Linked DNA regions of Mus musculus: regions 2, 3 and 4 are each linked to region 1. A link is a loop called in an ENCODE intact Hi-C map of the cell type or tissue named here. Cell type or tissue: left cerebral cortex. All regions are shown on one strand.

Region 1 (5,000 bases):
TGGAAAGTTGTTGTTGTTATTATTATTATTGTAAAGTGTTTTGTAAAAGGCTATCAGGAGCTGGACAATCTTTCAAAAAAAAGAGAGAAAGAATAAAGAACTTGAAACACATAGGAACATCCATTAGTTATTTAATCTAAATATATACGTACATACATGCATACATGCACCAGGACCTTTGGAAAGTATAGTCCCCTTTCTGGGTAAGTGGGTGTCTAACTCAGCATTTTTATAAATCCAGTGTGTCTTTGTCTACCTCCAGCTAGTTTTGCATTTTCGGAGGTGAATTTTCAGTTATCATGTTGATTTCACATTAACTCCTAAGATGGAACTTGGGGAAATGAATGTCATCACTAAAAAGAATAAAGGAATAAGACAACTGTCACACCCCACTGGAAGACAAATTCTTCCCTCAGAAAATAAATCGAACTGGGAAGAGAAGGCAAAAGTACCACCACCAGTGGCCTAACCATGAAGCTTAATTAAAGATGGAATTAGAGAATTAGAGAGTGTGTCTTTGTCCCTTAGCCCCTGGTGACCTCTTCTGTAGCCTCGGGAAATATTTCATCCTAGTTAACACTATTATACATGAAATCTCGCCTCAAGTTTATAGGGATTTAGTCACATGGAATTCTGTAATTATTGGTTTCTAGACAAATATAATTCAGAGATGGGAGTCAGGCAAAGAAGAAAAAGAAAAAAAGAAACAAAGTAATTCACAAGCATGCATTTGGTGTACTCTACTGTCTGTCTTCTCAGCAAGCCCTTTTATTTGAATAATTAAAGACTCAAATCATGAAGGCCATTTAAACTCCAGGTTTGCCCTAGATATATTACAATGGGATTTACAGACAAGGAAGAAGGTGGAGGCATCTCTGGAGGCCCAACTTCATAGTCATCCTTCATTTCCCTAAGATGGCCCCAGACCAGACCCCCGCAGGCTTTCCCTTGGCTTCTATGTGTCCGGACTAATCTTGTCCCCCTTTTAGCCCACTGATAAAAGGACAAGATAAAAACAAGAATACTTCCAAGAGCTCCCTGACTCCGTTCCCAGGGATCTGAGGGTAACTACAGTATATTCTGGAAAATCTTTAGCAGATTGGCTACACCCCTTGCCTGATTGCAGGATTCTCCCAGGCCTGTGACTTTTACCGTTCCGTGGACCAGTAAGCAATTTTCAGATCTGAAGTCGCCCCTTTACACTGAGAAAGACATGAACGACCTCTCCCGTGTTTACTCGGGTGAAAGTCAGGAACGAAGCAAGACTGATACTCCCTCCGCGGACCCAGAGTAAATGACAAATGACATTTTCCCTTTGTGATCTTTGAGATTTTTGTTGACTTATTTGGAGGCTTTTGTTGGATCCCAAGAAATGGCCTGTGGCTGAGTCCTATTCTAGCGATTTCCACGCTCCATCTGTGGAATCCATCAACAGGGCATTTACCCTCATTCAGGGTTCTGACACCTGCCTAGCAGGGTGCAGGAGACACAAAGAAAGCCAGAGTGGATGAGAAAGGGGAGGTTGGGTGTTTTTCTTTTTTTCTTTCTTTCTTTCTTTCTTTTTTTTTCCTAGAGAAGGGAGGAGGGGGAGTTTGAAATGGATGCACAGTAGGGGTTAATCCAAGCCAGTTCAGAGATGTCGGCACCTGCGTGCTTCTCTTCCACATTAATTCACAAGCTACAAAGTAAACCAGGACAATGTTTTTATCGTTTTTAAACTGTACGTATGTCAAGAAAATAAAGGAATCATACTTATGAAAGGAACAAGGCAAAGATTTGAAAAGAGTAAAAAAAACCATAAGAGCAAGAACCGGTATATGATTTAACACCAAGCAATAAATTATTCTTTCCAGAGTTCTTATCCCAGACTGGAATTCAAACAATGAACTTTTCAAAGTTTTTCTTAGCTTATATTAATTATACATAAAAGTGGGTTTCACTATATTTCCACACATAATAATATATTTTGAATATATTCAGTCCCCATCCCCTTATTGACACTCCCTTCCGTTTCTGATAGCTCCTGTCCTCTTCCAAGCTTACCCTTCCCCCTCCCCCATTTCTCAGCTGATAGACAAAGAGAGATGGTTTAAAAATCTAATCAATGGGTTTCGATGTGGTGAGCAATGGTTATTTTGTTTTTAATTTCATATATCATTTCCATCCCAAATGTGATTTTAAAAGAGGATTCTTAGCAAATTTTTACTCCCGTGCGTGTGCATGTGCGTGCGTGTGTGTGTGTGTGTGTGTGTGTGTGTGTGTGTGTGTTTGTGTTTGTGTGTAGTTTCTGAAAAGGCTACGCAAGCCTTTCTCAAGGAAATATACTTTCAAGAACACTAAATTTAATTAAGCCTCTGCAGTCTGTTACCTACCCAGGTCCTGCCCAACCCCTGGTCTGTGGGCTTGTTTAAATGTTCCTGGATGCCCTTCCTCTCAGACCCAGGCACTTCCCTTCGAAGCTGTCGCCTCTCAGCATGAGGTCATTAGAAGGAAAATAAGCTCCTGCCAGGTTGGGGCTAATCAAAATAACACAAATAGACCCTGACACTCAACAACTCCCTCAGTGCCTGCCGTCCTGGGAGGAGAGTACAGATTGGTTATGAATATGGCCTGATGCACACGGGTCCAGGAGGGCCCCTGCTCCTCTCCCAGGGAGAGATTTCAAGTGCACAACATGAGCCCTTGGGTGTTTATTTAAGATAAGGGTTAGCAAACAGACTAGCAGGATGGCCACGCGCTTCAGAGGCTCTGAGCTCCACAGCTCCAAACACACCTGTGTCCTAAAGTTTCCTGACAAAGAGACACCTTTCTCTAGGTGGCAGTCTCTGCCGTCAGGTGGCACCTGTCCGTTGGCCTCTCCAATGGCTTCCTCTGTTACAACGTTGCTGGACAGAAAGATCTATGTCCGTTCCTTCATGCATATGCGGGTCTCTGCTAATAGTTCGTTTTGAGCATTGCGAATGCTCTCCAGGTAACACTTCACTGAAGGAAGCAACAATTGGCCAGCCCGTGCTTTTTAAGCACTTCTTTTCAAGGGTTCAAAGCAAAGGAAAAAATCTTTATTGCTTTAGGAGATACTGATACTGACCCAATTAGGCCAGTGGTTTCTTACATCCTTTAAATCCTTTGTCTTGGAGGATGGTGTGTGTGTGTGTGTGTGTGTGTGTGTGTGTGTGTGTGTGTGTGTGTGTGTGTGTAGAGAATTCCATTAGCAACATGAATCCAACTATCTCCCCCAGAATATCTCTACACCCTCCATGTACACCCACAAATGACTTTTATATGTTTTTTTAAAATAATAATAATAACGTATAAAAGTCCATAGAAACTGCCACTAGAGCCCCTCAAAGAGAAAAAAAAAACGAGACTAAATCCCCCAAGAAAATGTGTCGCTATTCAATTAGGAAAACTGATTAGTTAACTAATTAATCGGCTAACAGCTTTCTAAGAATAGTCTCCCACGATAAGAACTTTCCCCTCAAGAGCTTAAAAGTCAGTCATAATTAAAATTGAGAGCTGGGGCTACAACGGGTATCCAGGCTCCCTAAGAGCCGCTAGCTCATTCTAGCTAAGAAAGGTAATTTGCACGCTGACGGGGAACAGGAAAACGGTACTTCTGAAAGGCAAAGGGCCAAGTGACTTCTGTTTACAATTGCCAAGAAAGAGGCCATTATTGGCCATATGGGCCACAATTGCCCTCTTATCACAGGCTGGCCATCGTGTCCTTTGGGAGCTGTTAATGAACTGGGTAATTGAGCTGCTGACATGTGTTACCAAAACAAAACAATAGGAAGAAGAGACAAATGAACATTTTATTTGCCAATCAGAGTAGGTTCAGCTTTTCACTGAGCCGCGGCTAAGTGACTGGCTAGATGCGTAAAACAGTGCATTGAAAGCCGGCAGATGCAGGCCCAAGAATAGTTAACTGACAGCTTATGGCCCATCTGTGCTTAACATTTTGTTAAAGAAATTACTTGATTTGCTAAAGAGACGACTCTGTACAGCTGCCCTGAGTTCTGTGTTGTAAGAGATAAATCATTAGCTAAACTGTTCCATGCTTAAAATGATAATGCTTATTAACAATTATGTCTGGACATTTTGTCAGCACAGCTTGATACAGTCACTGCTGACTAAAGTGTGACAACCCATAGATATCCAACAGAATGTATTTGGGAACGAGGGGGACACAACACCACACATCATCCGGACAACAGACATTTTAATCTTACAAATAAATAGAAATTTCTAAGGTGTCACAAATGAACCACTAAACTCTCTGACATGGAATATAAAACCAGGCTCCATCCAGTTATAATGCATCTGGAATCCACTTTTGTCCTCTTCTTCTTCTTCTTTTTTTTTTCAAAACTGCTAGATATTAGACATGTTCTCATCTTGTAGTGTTAACCATTAATTTCACTGATGATAGGAGAAAAAATAAACATTCCCTTCTAGATACATCAATTTCCCAAATGTACTTTATTCCTTTGGAGAAAAGAAATTTTTTTCCCCTCATAGTTGGGGGAAGAAAAAAAAAACCATGTTGCAAAAGACCAGTTTCAAAGGGGATTTGGCTGTTGTTTTTGTTACTGTGGCTGAATTGAAACCATATTTTTTTTTTCTGGACCAAGCGGGTTCATTCCTTGCCACATAAGACAAGTTACCTCGGAAGCCATAGGCCACCGTTAACTGGTGAACTAGAGGCAGAGAACAGATCTCAAAACCCTTTCTGGGATTGTTTCTTCACCAAGTTGGGCAAACTGGCTTGTTGGTATCAGGTCCTACCCTGCCAGACTCACAGCCAGCTCCTCTGCGTGCATCTTTCTGTCATCACCAAGCTACAGATGAGAAAACAAGGAGGTCCAGAGGGAAAAACCAAGGCTACCCTAACAGAAGACCCTCTTTACCCTATCGTTTGAGGCGGGAAGGATTACAGAGAAGACTGTGGTCAAGGTTGCTATTTCTCTCCCTTTCTGGTCTTGACTCCAAAATTAGTCAAC
Region 2 (5,000 bases), 70 kb after region 1:
TTGTTTGTTTGTTTGTTTGTTTTTTGGAGATAGGGACTCACTTTAATGCTCAACCTAGCCTAGAATCCACCATCCTCCTGCCTCAACCTTTCTACTACTAGGATACCAAATGTAGGACATTGCTCTCAGTCAAAGGTTGCCTTTGATGGTTCGGGAAAGCAGGAACCTACCTAGCTCATCTCGATTGAAAAAAAGAATCAGAAATTTGCCCCACCTCGGTGACCTTTGAAGATACATCTCCAAGTGTAAAGCCACTAAAACCTTTTTCTCTATTTTAAACAAGCGTTTCTACTTTTCTCAGGGACTCAGTTTTACCCAAGACCAACTTGAGACAACAACGAGGCTTCGAATTCTAGCAAGAAACATAGTATGCAAGCAAGACACACATTAGGCACAAATCAATTTTCATAAATCCTTCAAAGGCGTCTTCTGCCCCCACCCCCACCCCGCAGCAAAGGGCACTGGGGTTAGAAGGCGGCGCCTTTGGGGCGTCCTTAGGTCCACATTGGCGCTGAGCTCCTATTGCCTTTCAACTGCCACCTCTCCAACTTCCTCAACATCTCTGTCTTGGAAAGTGCCACATTAGGACTGAGGGGCTGAGGGGACCATGGTCCTCAGGCGCCTTTGGGCATGGAAGAGGGATTTACAAACACCGGTATACTCCACTGCCCTGGTGACAAACTTGAAACACTCTCTCCATCTTGTGTACTTGTAGGCAAGCCTAGCCTCCAACCTGCATCCATCCTCCTGCCTCCTTACCAGCTGAACTTACCAGCGAGCACCACAATGCTTTTCTTTCAAGATTAGTTATCAGGTGGCAGGCACAATACTGAAGCTGGACATTCACCAGGGGCTGCTGGTTTCCCAGCCACAGGTGGCAGCGATTCCACAAGCCTGCTTTCCTGCCAAGCAGGAGAACCCTAAGAATGCAACTCCCTGCCACCGCACTCCTGCTTTAAGTACTCCTGCTATTTCTAATAGCTGTGAACTTTCTAGCAAGCTGTAGGAGTGGCTGGTGTGAACTCAGGGCTATTAAAAATTCGATCTGAGCTGGGCAGTGGTGGCGCATGCCTTTAATCCCAGCACTTGGGAGGCAGAGGCAGGCAGATTTCTGAGTTCAAGGCCAGTCTGGTCTACAGAGTGAGTTCCAGGACAGCCAGAGCTATCCAGAGAAACCCTGTCTCGAAAAACAAAAACAAACAACAACAACAAAAAAAAATCGATCTGGCCATTTGTATTAAAAATACCCTAAAGACCCTGAAGTCGGGAAATATCACCAAAGGCACCTGAGGCTGAAACCCACGATTACTCAAAGGGTGTGGGGGTGTGGGGGTGTCTGTGGGAGAGGTCTTGTTTAGCAGGCAGGAGGCCTGGGTTACAACCGTGGAGGCAGGGAGAGGCAAAACCAACTGCCTAAGTAAACAGTGGTTTAGGTGACAGGGACAGTAGGGCCTGGACTGTGGCTTAATTGAACCGTTGTTTACTTGGCAGGTGTGAAGGCTTAGTTTCGACCTTCAGTACTGTAAAAAACAAAACAAAACAAAACAAAAACAAAAACAAAAACAAAAGAAAACAAAAACAAAAAAAAACCTGGTGTGTAGGCTGGTGACATGACTGTAATCTCAACAGTAGTATAAGAAAACCAGCCTGGACAACACACCTTTGAGCCTTGGAGTTGTCCTGGTCCCCTCTTTCAGGATCTCAAACGCATACTTACCTGGCCTAGGAGTAAGGACATGGCTGTGTGCTCTTAGTCCCGCATGGATTCTGTCCTGATTAAAAGGCGGGTGGAATGATAGAGAGGACTCTTCCTCAGGATGCCGGATTCTCCCTCCCCCACCCCACCCCCCACCCCCGCCCCGCTATCTCTAAGGGAAGCACCCAACCCCAACCCGGCGGGCACTCTCATGGCAACTGTTGCCCCAGGTTTTCCAATAGTAGCAGAAGCACCCTGTGGATCCCGGAGAGGGCCTCTACCTGTTCTCCCAAAAGCACAGAGGAAGTCAGATAACTACATTCAAGCTCTGGGAGGGGGGGGGGGGAATCAAGGCTAGCTAGTCTGGCTTCACGGGACTGAAGTTGAGTCTCTGTCTGGGCAAATCTATTTACACCTGATTCCAAGGGTATGAAATTCATAGGCATGAGGAACTTTATGAGGAAACCTGATAGCTCTCCCTGTAATTTTTTTCAAGACGTGAGCTAGCTCTGACACCAAAACTGGAGCCAATATTCACATCTCTCCCCAGCATGAGAGGAGCTAGGAGCTGTTACTGGCCACTGTCGTTAGAGATGGTCTACTCACTTAGCCACAAGATTCCTGGTTATTCGGGAATCGCCCCAAATCTTTGTTTGTTTGTTTGTTTGTTTGTTTGTTTGTTTATAGATTAGATCTCACTATGTTGTTCAGGCTAGTCGCCAATTTCTGCCTCGGTTTCATGAGTAGCTGAGATCACAGAAACTTTAAGTTCACAGAAAAGTCTCAATTTAGAAGGCACTGCACCTAGGTTACAATAATCACAGCACATGACACGCGCGCGGGCGCGCTTGTTGGGGAGCTAAGGCAGTAGTTAAAAATAAAGAGTTCTCCTTTAGTTCCAAAGTTAAGAATACCCACTTCCGAAATCCAAGGACTGTCCCGCTCCTTCAAGGAATTTCTAAAAAAAAAAAAAAAAAAAAAAAAAAAAACAGGCAGGGTCGAGTTCATTAAAGTGAGATTAGGGAGACAGTGGCGTTTCATTAAGGTGTGAAATATAGGGCTCCCAATTTTAGCAGCTTAGAAAATCACCTGGGGCGCCTTTAGAAAAGCCACCGCGCCGCCTCCTCCCCGCCCTGGCCAATCAACTGAGGCCTCTGAGGGCCAGAGCTTCTGCAGACTTGTCCCGGCCGGCCAGGTATCTCTGGACCTGCGTGCAGTAGCTGCGCAAAGGCTCCCATCAAGATAAATTTGCTCTGTGTGTTTAGTAAGAAATAGGCCTCTGAAGACAAATCATTTTCCTTGACGAAGTTGCTCCTCCGAGTTTTTCCCCTCAGACAAAAAAGTTTCTAATTCTCACTAGGAGTTATAATTCCTCCCCAAAACCGTTAAGGGCAGAGGCTACACCATCTCCTCGAGTTCAATTGAAAAATTGTTCGGTCAACGAACACACAGTAGAAATATTCATTTATATGTGATGGAGACTGTTGGAGGACAGAGGGGACCTCATCGCCAGTGTTTTCTGAAATAGCTGTAGAAATACGTGTCTTTCCGCAAAGATTAGACACTTTCTCATGTTTATGCGGGGACCTGTTTTGAAATATTATAGGTTAGGAAGACTTCTCCACCCCTTCTCATTCCAGCCCCTCCCCCACAACTGGACCCCCTGGAAATTGGCATTTCTAAACCAAAGATAATCCAATTTTACATGCAAAGACAACTGTTTTTGTAAAGGAAATGCGCTCATTCTTCTGAGGCTCCTAGGAATATTCTTGGTGATTGGATTATAAACACTCACTTCCCCAAATGTCTTATGATCAGAAATGGTTGCAAATTTATCACAGAAACAAAATTGCTTCTCTTTGGCACAATTTAGATCTGTTTAAGAGAACAGAGACCTCAGAATCAAAATTGATGGAAGGAAATCGTGATGGGCTAAGCTTATAAAGCTTACCTTACACAGACAATCAAGAGACCTATCGAAAGACAGAGAAAATCTCCCCTGCACTTGATTCAGCCACGGAACTTCAAACTCAGGTCGACTGCAGCTGTTTTTAACACTCATCTTTGAGACAGTGACTGCTCAAATAATAGCTAGTCTTTTAAGCCACACTCTTAACATCCACAATGAAACATGACTTCAAAGGAAGAGAGAGAGAAGTATACACTCAACGAGAATGCATGCCCATGATTTTAATTTACTCATCTTTGCGTGAAAGCAGAAATGTAAAATACAGCAGATATTAACAACTAGGAATTAAGTTGAGAGAGAGAGAGAGAGAGAGAGAGAGAATGCCAGTTAGGCTGCAGAATTAATCAGATGGTGGAGCTGCTGATATTCATAAAATTAGCAGGTTAGTGACCAGGCTTGATGGGTTAATAAAACAAGGAATAATGGGAAATGTAACAAAGCTGATTACTGGAAGCCCAGTACAAACACACTCACCAGCATATCCTAAATGCCACAGTGCAGATATTCTTAGAAACAAAAGCCAAATACCTTTTTACTCTGAGTTTGTGGATGAATGTGCAGTGTGAATTTCCCTGAAGGGTTCCAGTTTTTTTAGTCAGGACTCAAAGTGCTTTTTGTAAATAAATACATTTCTCATGCATTTGCTTTGTCTTTCGCAGGGTCTCCAGTAGCTCAGGCTACACATAGAGTGGGGGATGACTTGAACTCTGGATCCTCCTGCCTCTACCTCCCTAGAGCTGGCATTCCAGTGTACCATCTACCACCATGATGAGTTTTAGGCATACTGAGCATCAGAGATATGCCTTCCTTGCACCAACTGTGCTAATCCTGGCCCTTAGGTTCTTCACTCTAAAAATATCCAGAAAAAAACATCTCCCCACCCACTCCATAGCCCTCAGACCCCAGGAGTTCTGACTGGCAGAGTGAGTCTGGAAGTTTAACACTTATTCCAGAGTTTTCCTTCTGCCAACTTAACTGTGTACTTAGGCACTTACTTTGTACTGAGAACTCACCGATGCTTTGTGGGAGGACCAGAAAAACAAGGTGCCTGTCCTTAACTTTACATATGGTACAATCAGGTACAAATAATGGTACTCTCCCCCACACACCACAAATAAACAAGACTTCTGTGGACAATTTTAAACACCAGGAAGGATGGATAGTGGTCCAGTAACTGGGAACAGGTAGTAGACAGAGCAGAACTCTCTGTAAAAGTGGGATTAGAACCTTTAATGAAAGCAACAACACAGGTACTTTAATCTTTCATATCCAGGGCATTTTAGCTGCTACTTCTCTGAGTACAAACCCTCCTGCCAACCTCTTGAGGCAGGGGTG
Region 3 (5,000 bases), 47 kb after region 1:
AGTGTACTCAGATACAATAAATAAATCTTTAAAAAAATAATAATCTTATGGTTGGGGGTCATCATACATGAAGAACTACATTGAAGGGCCGCACCATTAAGAAGGTTGAGAACCTCTGCCAGGGGGACATGGGGCAGCCATAGGGCGATCTTCTTCCCCATGTTGATGTTCATCTGCAGAGGGAATAACAAGGTCAAAGTTCTCTTTCACTTTCTCTATCTGCACATGACACATAGCGAAGTTTATGGTGTTTTAAATTTTGCTGCAGGATTTTAAATGAGACAAAATGGAAGAAAGAACCTCAGCAAAATCATAGCTCCCCTGATGGAGCCAATCTGTTCTTCGATCTGTAATCTTGTCTTGGTACTAAGATCAGGCCCAACTGGAGATCTGGGATCTACAGTCTCCCTGGCAATGTTTGAGCACACAGTCTAACATTCAAGAGGAGAAAGTTGCTTAACTCTGTATGTATATAAAAGGCATGTACACATAAAAGACAATAATGATGTACCTGAGCCAAGAAAGGCAAACCATCACATAGTCTAGCTGACTCTGACTTACAGCTCTATCAGTTCCAGGCAGCTATGCCACATTGAAATGATTGATCAGTTATGCTAGTGAGTATTTAAACATAGGTGGATCGTTAATAAATAAATTAATTGTGAGATAACATAGGTGATTCTGACATAAAATAATTTTAAAGCATTTATAATATAAATATATGCAGTATTGACTACATGCCAAGATGCACCTTGTTTAAGAACGAAAAGGTAAATAATAAAATTATAAAGCCATTATTTAGAAGCAAAATGCTCACTGCAAAGGAGTTCATAGAGCTTCATACGGTGGCACATACATTACATAGAGGGAAATATCCAAAGCCTGACTCTGGCATAAATTGTAGAACCTCAGAGTAATTTGTTGGAATTTGCAAATTAAGCACAGAAATGGTATATTTCCAAAGGAGCCCTTGAAAGATTTTTTTGCCATCATAAAAAAGGGAAAACCAATGCAAACATATTAAATTATTGAACAAACAAAAACCTAATAGTTGATCTAAAAATCAACAATTACAGAAGTCATGATGGAATTCAGGTGTTTTGTTTTTGTTTTTTTTGTTTTTTGTTTTTTTGTTTTTTGTTTTTTTTCCCCAGCAGTCAACATGTGGGAATGCACTAAGTTCTGTGCTGTTACCTCAAACTCTGCCGGCTCAAACATAATAGCTTGCAGGATAAATATGCCTTTATAAAGCCCAATTCTTAATTGCTTAATTCTTAGTGATCAATAAACACCAATGACAGACGTTGAATACACAAATGCATATCTGCTCCCATATTACAGGGATTTTAAAATATACAAGAGAATTGTCTAACTATCTGTAAATACAAAATTATGGAGCTGTCGCACACAGAAGGATGTAGCCACTACACCTCACAATCCCCTGTGCTCTGTACTCTCCATCTAATTTTACATGTAAAAATCTGGTATCTTTTCTACACACCATTCCTTCCTGGATGGCAATTACATATTTAGAGAATTTGCCACAAGACAGTAGCTCCTCTTCCCCCTCCCTAAAGGAGAATCAACTTGTTAAAAAAAATTTTTTTTTTAAATTACCGTCTCAGGTCTCAGTCTCAGACTCAGTTCTGAACACGAAATCGCCACAGGATAATTGAAAAAACACCCTTTGAGCCTTCTCTATAAGACAACACTACGGAACTGGTTTCAGTTCCTGTTTCTTCAAGGAGAGCGTGGTCAGTTCCTCCTTAGAGATTTCAGAGGAAAAGGAGGATTTTCCAGAACAGATAAATTGAAATGATCCTGCTTTGATCTGTGTGGTAAGAAGCCTTGACAAAAGAAGGTGGCTACTGAGGGGCTGACAGTGGTATTAACAAACAGCTACTTAATCAATATTTGGCCAGAGCTGCAGAAAACGCCCCTTTCAGATTTTAATTCCTAGTTGTAAAACTACCCTAGAGGAGCCAGTGAGATAAGACACGAAGCTGACTGCTTAATTGCCCTTTAGTGGCTGGAGAGTTACACGGTACAGTACACTCTTGTCCTTAATAGTTCCTCAATCTTCATTTACTGAAGTGCATAAATAAGTTACCTGTCATAGGGTCCCACTGAACTGAAACTTTCTGGGTCCCAGGCCAGGCCAAACTTGTCACTGGGCTTTTCATTTTTCTGGCCATGTATTAGTATATGTTTTGAACATCTAATCTCATGATTAAGAAGGTTTTTGTTTTGTTTTGTCCTCAGAACATTCATGGATGTTGGAACAGCTAGGGTTTGGTGCAATGCTCCTATTCACTTGATTGATTTCTGTATATTCCACTTGCCTGAACCGAGGCACGCTTTCTGGTTCCGCCTCACCGCCCGGGTGGGTTTTATGACTTAGCCCTGGGGACTCTTAAATGACCCTTCAGTAATTATTACACACTGGAAGCCCCTACCTCCTGTTCCGGTGCTATCAACAATCACATCAAACCCCAAAAATAAACATATGATTTCAAGCATTAATTAGAAAATCTGCATGTTTTCAATAAGGCTAAAAAGTAAGCATACAGCAGTCACCCCAGTCCAAGAAATTAAAATAAAAATGCTAAGGGCAGACTCCCCCCTATACACACACACACACACACACACACACACACACACACACACACGCACGCACCTTCCCATTGTTTAGGCTAGTATGTTATTGCAGTATGGTGACCCAATTCAAGTACTGTCATCACCAAGACTTTTTTTTAACTGGGGGGGGGGGCTTTCTTTGAGAGCAAAGGCTTCAAATTTTTAAAATTAGCTTCAAGTCCAGATATGATGCTGATAGCAGACTCCAGGTCCTGGTAAATGAACTTGAAGAATGGTCAGGAAGTGCCCAGCAATAAAATATCTGGGTCCAAATATCTGTGATGCTATGCCCCATTATTTTAATCTGTGGGAAAGTTTACCCTGTGCTTCCATGCCACACCAACCTGACACCAACAACTCCCTTCCCTACCAACTTGGAGGAAGCAAATGGCTTTGCTTTTCACAGGACTCCATTCGAGCGTGCTTTCAGTACTGGAAATGAAATAGTCTATGAAACTTTACCTTTTTTTTTCTTTTTTGATTTTAATATATATACATTTTAAAATCTGACGTCATTTGTTAGTGAGTTTAGAAGAGAGCATGAGTTTACACACAAAACGGTCTCGAGCAAAACTTTTTTAACACTTTCATTTTTTGAAAATTAAAAAAAAAGAAAACCCTTTCCCCCCCCCAAATTGAAGAAATTTGAGGGTGAATATCGGCTCCCAGTGATCCTGTGTCCGAATTCTCTGCTTCACTCTCACAATTGTTACAAACCTCCCACGCTTTTTTGCGTCCCCCCCCCCCCCAAAAAGGGAAGAGTCCTGTGAAAGTGTGTCTCCAGTCCCAATCAAAACATCAATTTGGCAAACTGGCCTCTTTCCCCTTGCGCTCCCGCACGGCCACTTCAAAGCCAAGCCAACAAGTCCGTAATTGTAACGTTGCATCTAAATATTTAAGCGAGAGTCTTGCCGTCGCGTGTCCATCTACAGTCCCCGTCTGTCCGGTAATTCCATTACCGCACAAAGCAAAAATGTTGCCCAAAACTCACAAACAGGAAAAGCGTCACCCTGCTGAGAGGGAGGGAGGGGGTTGGGAAGAGGAGGAAGAGGAGGAAGAGGCGGAGGGGAGGGGGAAAGAAGGAGGGGAGGAGGAGGAGAAGAAGAGGATGATGAAGGAGCAGTTTCTATCGATTAGTCACCGCTTTTGTGTTAAAGGCTTTCTTTAAAATAAGAAAAAAATGGGGGAGGTTGCAGAAATTTCACTAATGTGAGCCTCGGGCTAGGGAGGGTAGAAAAAAAAAAAGGAGAAAGAGAGAGGAGAAGAAGGGGGAGGCGGGCTGTGTCTAGATGAAAGTGAGAGGGACATAAAGGAGGCAATTGAGTCGGCTGCAGCCGGGCGGGCTAAGCTGCGGGCTGGCCGGAGCGCGGGGAGGGGCGGCGCGGCGCTTTGGCGCAGGGCGCAGCAGCGGGGGCCCGAGCTATTGTGGCGGCGCCCGCGGGCCCGCTCTGCCGCGCCGGGGGAGGAACAGAGGCGCCCATTGAGTTGCCACAGCCTGGGGTGCCTAAGCTCGAACTTCGCTGGTCCGGCTGCGCCTGCTACGTCCGCGCTTCTGCTCCAGGGGCAGGGGTGGAAGGTCCCCGGACGCGCACTCCTTTTCTCACCAGGGTGCTGGAGCAGGAAGGATGGACTCGGCAGGGGTGCAAGGAGCCTTGGGTCGCTTTTGAGCGCCCAGCAGGATGCACACGCTGCCTGTGCGGCTGCGCAGCTCTTGGATTGGACAAGAGGAAAGGAAAATTGGGAAAGACAGAGGGGACCGTTTAGGAAAAGGGACAAGATCGTGAAAAGAAGAGGGCGCCTCTGACCTCTTTCTGGGTGCCTTTCTCCCTGCATCCAAGGGTCTGCCAAGCAGACCCCAGGCCAAATGTGTGTCCAGGATAGCCAGTCTCAGCAGCAGGTACCAGGCCCATCTGGCAAGAGCACACAGCAGTGGTGGGGACACACGAAAGTCCCTCCTCCACCAGCTTTTCCCTCCCCTTTGCCAAGAATCAGAGAGCCTTTTCTCAACATCCATTCTATTTTACAAGTGGGACCGCGAGAGACTTTTGATGCCCAAACAACAGAGGGGGGGATATTTGAGGTTTCTAGACTTCAAACTGCATCTTACTCTTTTCCTTTCTCTGGGCCCCTCTTGCCCTCTAGGGTTCATCCGGAAAGGAAGCTGGAGGCACTAAAGGGACCCAGGCTGCGTCTTCCTTGACAACCCCAAATTAAATTAGACTTCAGCTTCTGAGTGTGTGTGTGTGTGTGTGTGTGTGTGTGTGTGTGTGTGTGTGTGTGTGTTTTCAAGGACACAGCCCCCACTGAGGGAAACACTCTGATTTTAAAAATGGTAGCAATTGCCCTTGAATGGCAACCGGCCC
Region 4 (5,000 bases), 57 kb after region 1:
AAGAGATGGCGAAAGGAGAGAGCCCGAGAAAGTCATTTAGGAAGAATAGAAAGCAGCAAAAAGAACCTAATTCTGCATCCTTCTGGCCAATTTGCCTGTGACAGTTAAAACACAAACCACCAAGCTCTGGGCTCCCAGTCCCGGACCCTTAAGGTTCTATTTATTCAAATAATTACCCGATGCAAGGTCATATAATCTTTTGGAAATTGAGCGATCGGAATGAGGTAACTGGCTGTAGAGAAACTGTATTTTCTCTTTTATTTGGGGGAGGGGGGCTGTGCTGCAAGTTGGAGGGAGACCTAGGACTGATGTCTAAAATGTCTTGCGATAACTGCCTCAAAGTCCTGAGAAGGCAGAGGTCCCGATAAGGGTATAGTAGGCAAGGGTTGGGGAGGCTCCCGAAAGGAGACACAGGTGACAGCAGGTATCACCTGTTACACTTAAAAAATAAAAATGGCAGCGAGCCTAGCTGTGGACACCACTGCCGAAATGACCGCCCTTGCACGTCACGTTTTACTCTGGATCGAGGTCGAAGGGCTCCTCCAGAACCCCAGTCTCCTGCTTTTACTTCCCAAATTATTTGGTCGGGTTCGGGTTTGCAGTAATTTCTACCTCCCCGAAATTTCCCAGCACCTTTAAGCAAACCGAAAGGCATTGCCAACCATTTTAGAAACTTCGAGATGCCACTTGAGTTGAGTGGAATTTGCTAATCAATGCTAAAACTTTTCAACTAGGAAGGGCCACCAGAATTTTTCACAGCAGGAAAATTCTTGCCGAACTAATAGTAGTTATTCAAAAGTGAACGCAGCCCGCACAATTTCGTAGCAACTTTAGGTGAACAGAAAGAGAACTTGCTTCCGGCGCTGCGAAGCTTGTTCACCTTTCTCACGGCAGCAATTCCGAAACAACAGGGCAAAGTGGAGCCGGCAGGAGCAGGCCAGGCAAGCTCCGAGAGCTTGTAGTGAGCTTAGCACTCCGTTTGCAGCCAGAACGTGAAATGGGGCTTCTCCCGCTCTCCACGAGAACCCCCTCCCCACTTTTGCTTCTTGGGTTGAGAAGTACCACGGGAAGAGGCTCCCGGTAAGGCACGAGTGGAGGCCCTGGAGACCAGGATTGGGGTGCGGCAGCCAATCCCAGGCCCGGGGATCCGGACGAGCTGAGGCCCTAACATACCTTCCAGCGGGAAGCCGCTGCGTGGGTAATTCTGCCCCGGGCCGGGCCGCATCATCCTGGGCACAGCGCCGGCCAGCGTGGTCATCCTGGGGGCAGCTTCGCTCGCAAATTATATCCAGGTGAAGGCGAGACGAAAAAGCGAGCACAGTGCGGCGGGTGACCCTCGGGAACTCTCCGGATCTCGGAGAGCTCCTCCCCCAAAAAAGGCCAGAGAGGGAGGCGGGGCGCGGGGAGGGGGGCGCTAATAGATCCAAGTCCACAGGCTCCAGAGGAGTCCCTTGAGTGCAGGATCCCAAGCCCAGGGCGGACGAGTTTGGTGCGAGTCTAGCAGATCGGCCCCTCAGCTGGGGCTACTGGCAAAGGTGCTCACTGCACCGCGAAGATCGGGTGAGGGAGGGTGGTGACGAGGCAGGAACACGTCCCAAGTCTCCTCCCGTCGTGACACCGAGTGCAGGGATCCGGACTAGGGAGCATTTATTAGTTCTTTCACCCAAAGCTTGATCAGGAGCCCTGAGCTGCGATTGGCCGAGGAGGAGACCGTCCCGGGTGGCAAAGACACGCGCTGATTGGGCGACAGAAGCTACTTTCTCTTCCCATCCCTGACGGTCCCCAGGCCTCCGCCGACCCAGAGGGGGACTAGCTCTGTGTCCCTTTCTCAAGAGAAGGGTGGACAGGTTGAAACTAGGAGAGGCAGCTTGGGTGGCAAGAGCCAGTGAGGATGGAAAAAGGCTCGCGGTGTCCCTGTCCCTCTACATGAGATTCAGCCTTGATCATCTTGGTTTTCTATTACTCTGTCCTAATCTCTTTCCGCCTTTCTCTGGAAACCTTGCTATATCCGCCCCTTATTTCCTCTGTCTGCCCCTGCTTTTCACCTGTGGATTTCGCTTCGGGATTACTAATACGGAGATGGCGGTGGAGCAAATTTGGAAAGGGGCACAGAGAATTCCGGATGTGTTTCCTTTTCCTTTCTCTGGTCTGCCTCTGGGCCTGAGCTCCCTATGTGAGCCTCCCAGAAAGGCATCTCTCAGGAAGAGTCCAAGATGTGCCCAGAAGGTCCTTTTGTCTTTCTTAGGCTGGGAATGAAAGACAGGTGGCATAGCCATGACAGAGACTGAAGAGGTTAGGCCTCCCCTGGGCTCCAAGTTGCAAGCAATGGGGAAGCCAGCTCCTTTTCTTGGTTTAAAAACCCTTCTGAGAAGCGGGGACTTTAAATCTCCACGTACACATTCATCCCCGATGCACTTGCATCTATATGTTGAGGTTTTGCCCGGGTGCAGCGTTTGTTCTCAGGAATTTATTATGGCATTCAGACTAAACTGCTGGAAAAATAAAAGAAGCAACGTCTTGGCTAGGAGCTGAAGTGTCCCCAGCAGGATATGACGCCAGGAGTGTTGTAAAGACTGTCTGTCCTTAGAGAAGGTACCATTGTGCCTAGCCTTTTATTTATAACTTGGTAAGTGCCAGCGAACACTCCTCCCTTACACCCCCCTCCCGTGCCAGCCCCACGTTCTGCGCTGCTCTTTATTCCCTCAAGTCTATTCAGGGACTGTCACTCTGGGGCCGAGAGGTATTCAGGGCCTTAATCAATCAAAAGGATGAGAATCAGGCAGGTTTTTTCCCCTTTGAAATAAAGGAAACAATGACTTCTGGGCTTCAAGTTCCCTTTTCTTTTTATGATATTTGAATTTTTCCTGCCCCTGAATCCTCCAACCCTCTCTCCATGTCCTCCCCCCCCCCATCTCCTTTGACAGTTTTGATGTGAACTCAGGCCCCCAATCCTACTTGCCCACCCCCTAATTAAGGCAAACTCAAGGGGGGGGGGCGTGCGTGTAGTTGTTCAAAGTCCCTGAGCTGGCCCTTTAAGAGTTCACTCCCAGTGGAGAAAGCTGGGTAGCTCTTTGCTCCCCCTGAAGTCAAAAGGGCTTATCGACCCTGGGAGCAGGCGAGACGGGCCTCTGGGGACTCCAGAAAATGTCTGGACACCCCACCCCCACCCACCCACATTTGGGGAGGAGCATTAGAGCTCACAGTGGAGAGAGAGTCCAGAAGCTGTTGGCCCGCAGAGCTGCTTAACCAAGTTTTATATAAAATAATTCAATTTGTCAAGGCGGGAAACTTTCTCACTTCCTTTCCCCCTACCCCTGGTCTGGAGTCCTTCAAAGTTTGGGTACTTGTTTTCGAAAGCACCATACACCCTTGCCATCTGAGGAACCAGACTTTTCCAAGATTTTTGCCCTCTCAAAGTTGAGCAGAGCCGAGTTTAGCACTTTGTCTGGTCAGCTTTAATCAGTGGGAAGACTAGGGACCAGAGGTGTATTTCAAGTGGTTAAATTCAGGCTGCACACTCAGTGAAAAGGGACCCCTCCTGAGGGTTAGAACCCTGTGGGGATGAGTCGCCTCTTTTTTTTTTTGTCCAAGACTTCAGTGGCATGACCCCAGCTCTTCAGAAGGCGGCTCTTACTGGACAAGGGTAACTTGTTTATAATGGGCGGCTGCAGATACCTTTCCGGGTTCAGACACTTCTCTAGGACACTTCCTCCGCAGTACTGCCTGTTGAACAGCTCATGGATGCCAGCTGAGAAGCGCATTCATAGACTACTTGCCACCTGCTACGAAAATGTCTACTCAGAGGCAGCCAGGATGGGTCGTGGGCAAGAACCGTGACGGAGTTTTCCTTCTCCCCTTACCTAGCACTCTCCAGTTCCACCAAAGGATAAAAGCCAACTCACCTCCACACACAAGATCCCAGGGGTTCTGAGGGCACTGAGAGGACCCAGCCACAACGGCTGAGCCATTTCTAAAATTTCATGGCGACAGCCAAGACAGTGATACTCGCTGAGGTTCTCTCCACAGGAGCACCCAACCTGCCAAACAAAACCGGGCCTTCCTCTTACCCCCAACCCCCTTCCATATGCCTGAAGCTGAAACCACCCTATGCCAACTGCCTAAAGTAGGAGTCTCGGTTCATACCACTTGCCCCACTGGGCTACCAAGTCCAAGTCCAGGTGCTGAATCTGACCACAGTACAGCCACTAATTGGACAAATGAGCGCAGGCAGAAGGTGTTGGAGGGTGAACCCAGGTTTGGTCAGCAGTGTTCAGGCTCAGAGCAGACCACACATGTGTCCAGGGAAGTCCCTGCAACAGTCTTGCGAACAATTCTTGTATCCATCCCTGTCACCTACATATTTTTAAAAAATGAATTTTGAGTCTTGAGGGCCAAAAAGTAGTGTGATTTAACCCCTGCAACAAGTAGGGATGAAGAAGGGGACATTGTGGTTGACTCCTGTAGCCCCCCCCTCTCTTTCTTACACACACACACACACACACACACACACACACACACACACACACACTTTAGAAGTGTTTCAAGTAACAACGACTAGACTGACAGTCCAAGCCTGAAGACTATACTTAATTCTTAGTTCCCAGGTTGGTGGCTTCTGCCCTGACATGGCAACATTGTTCTTGATGTTTTCGTCTTACTTGGGGATCTCGATTCCGAGCATGAAGTTATCTAGGCCGCTCAGAGATCACCTTTCTTCCAGGAGGATGCAAGTCTTGAACCGGGAATTATAGTCTATACAATAGTGTTGATAGAGAACGTTGAGAGTAAGCTGGTTGCCAAAGCTACTGCGTCCTTTCTGGGTCTGTTGGGAGAATCGCTGAGACAGGAATGGGCGCACGCAAGGGAGTGGGCTGGGGTAGAGGTTGCTTGACTGCGCCGCCGGGCGGCAGGAAACAGTGGAACAGCTGCGGAGAAACCCTCACTCCTACAAAAAGGCTGCTGATCACTCCTGAGGAGTAAATTAAACTCCAGATTTCACG

The links. Hi-C counts contacts between places; a loop is a spot of excess contacts. Peaks named below come from ENCODE experiments on the same cell type or tissue, not always from the same donor. Only the 100,000 strongest peaks of a DNase experiment are listed, where the experiment ranks them.
Region 2: it touches region 1 in a loop (3-fold over the local background); 4 of 42 quality-filtered maps call a loop at or near these places.
Region 3: it touches region 1 in a loop (3-fold over the local background); 4 of 42 quality-filtered maps call a loop at or near these places.
Region 4: it touches region 1 in a loop (2.3-fold over the local background); 4 of 42 quality-filtered maps call a loop at or near these places.

What each region holds. Positions count from the first base shown.
Region 1 is chr1:78,138,146-78,143,145 of GRCm38, forward strand. The region is part of intron 4 of Pax3 (paired box 3); the gene reads right to left. Among named protein-coding and RNA genes, the nearest start is that of Pax3, 56 kb to the right of the region's middle. In left cerebral cortex, no CTCF peak of the experiment used is centred here; DNase peaks (open chromatin) are centred at 2,839 and 3,674.
Region 2 is chr1:78,207,807-78,212,806 of GRCm38, forward strand. No RefSeq gene overlaps it. Among named protein-coding and RNA genes, the nearest start is that of Gm2102, 8.0 kb to the right of the region's middle. In left cerebral cortex, no CTCF peak of the experiment used is centred here; DNase peaks (open chromatin) are centred at 3,074 and 3,726.
Region 3 is chr1:78,185,604-78,190,603 of GRCm38, forward strand. All of the region lies in intron 4 of Pax3 (paired box 3), which reads right to left. Among named protein-coding and RNA genes, the nearest start is that of Pax3, 9.0 kb to the right of the region's middle. In left cerebral cortex, no CTCF peak of the experiment used is centred here; no DNase peak of the experiment used is centred here.
Region 4 is chr1:78,195,492-78,200,491 of GRCm38, forward strand. Pax3 (paired box 3) reads right to left here and starts at 1,645. Exons shown (of 8, transcript NM_008781.4): 1 at 1,174-1,645. The coding sequence starts at 1,258. RefSeq lists a promoter at 1,209-3,199, an enhancer at 2,364-2,974 and cis regulatory regions at 2,364-2,596, 2,752-2,974. In left cerebral cortex, no CTCF peak of the experiment used is centred here; DNase peaks (open chromatin) are centred at 2,341, 4,838 and 4,965.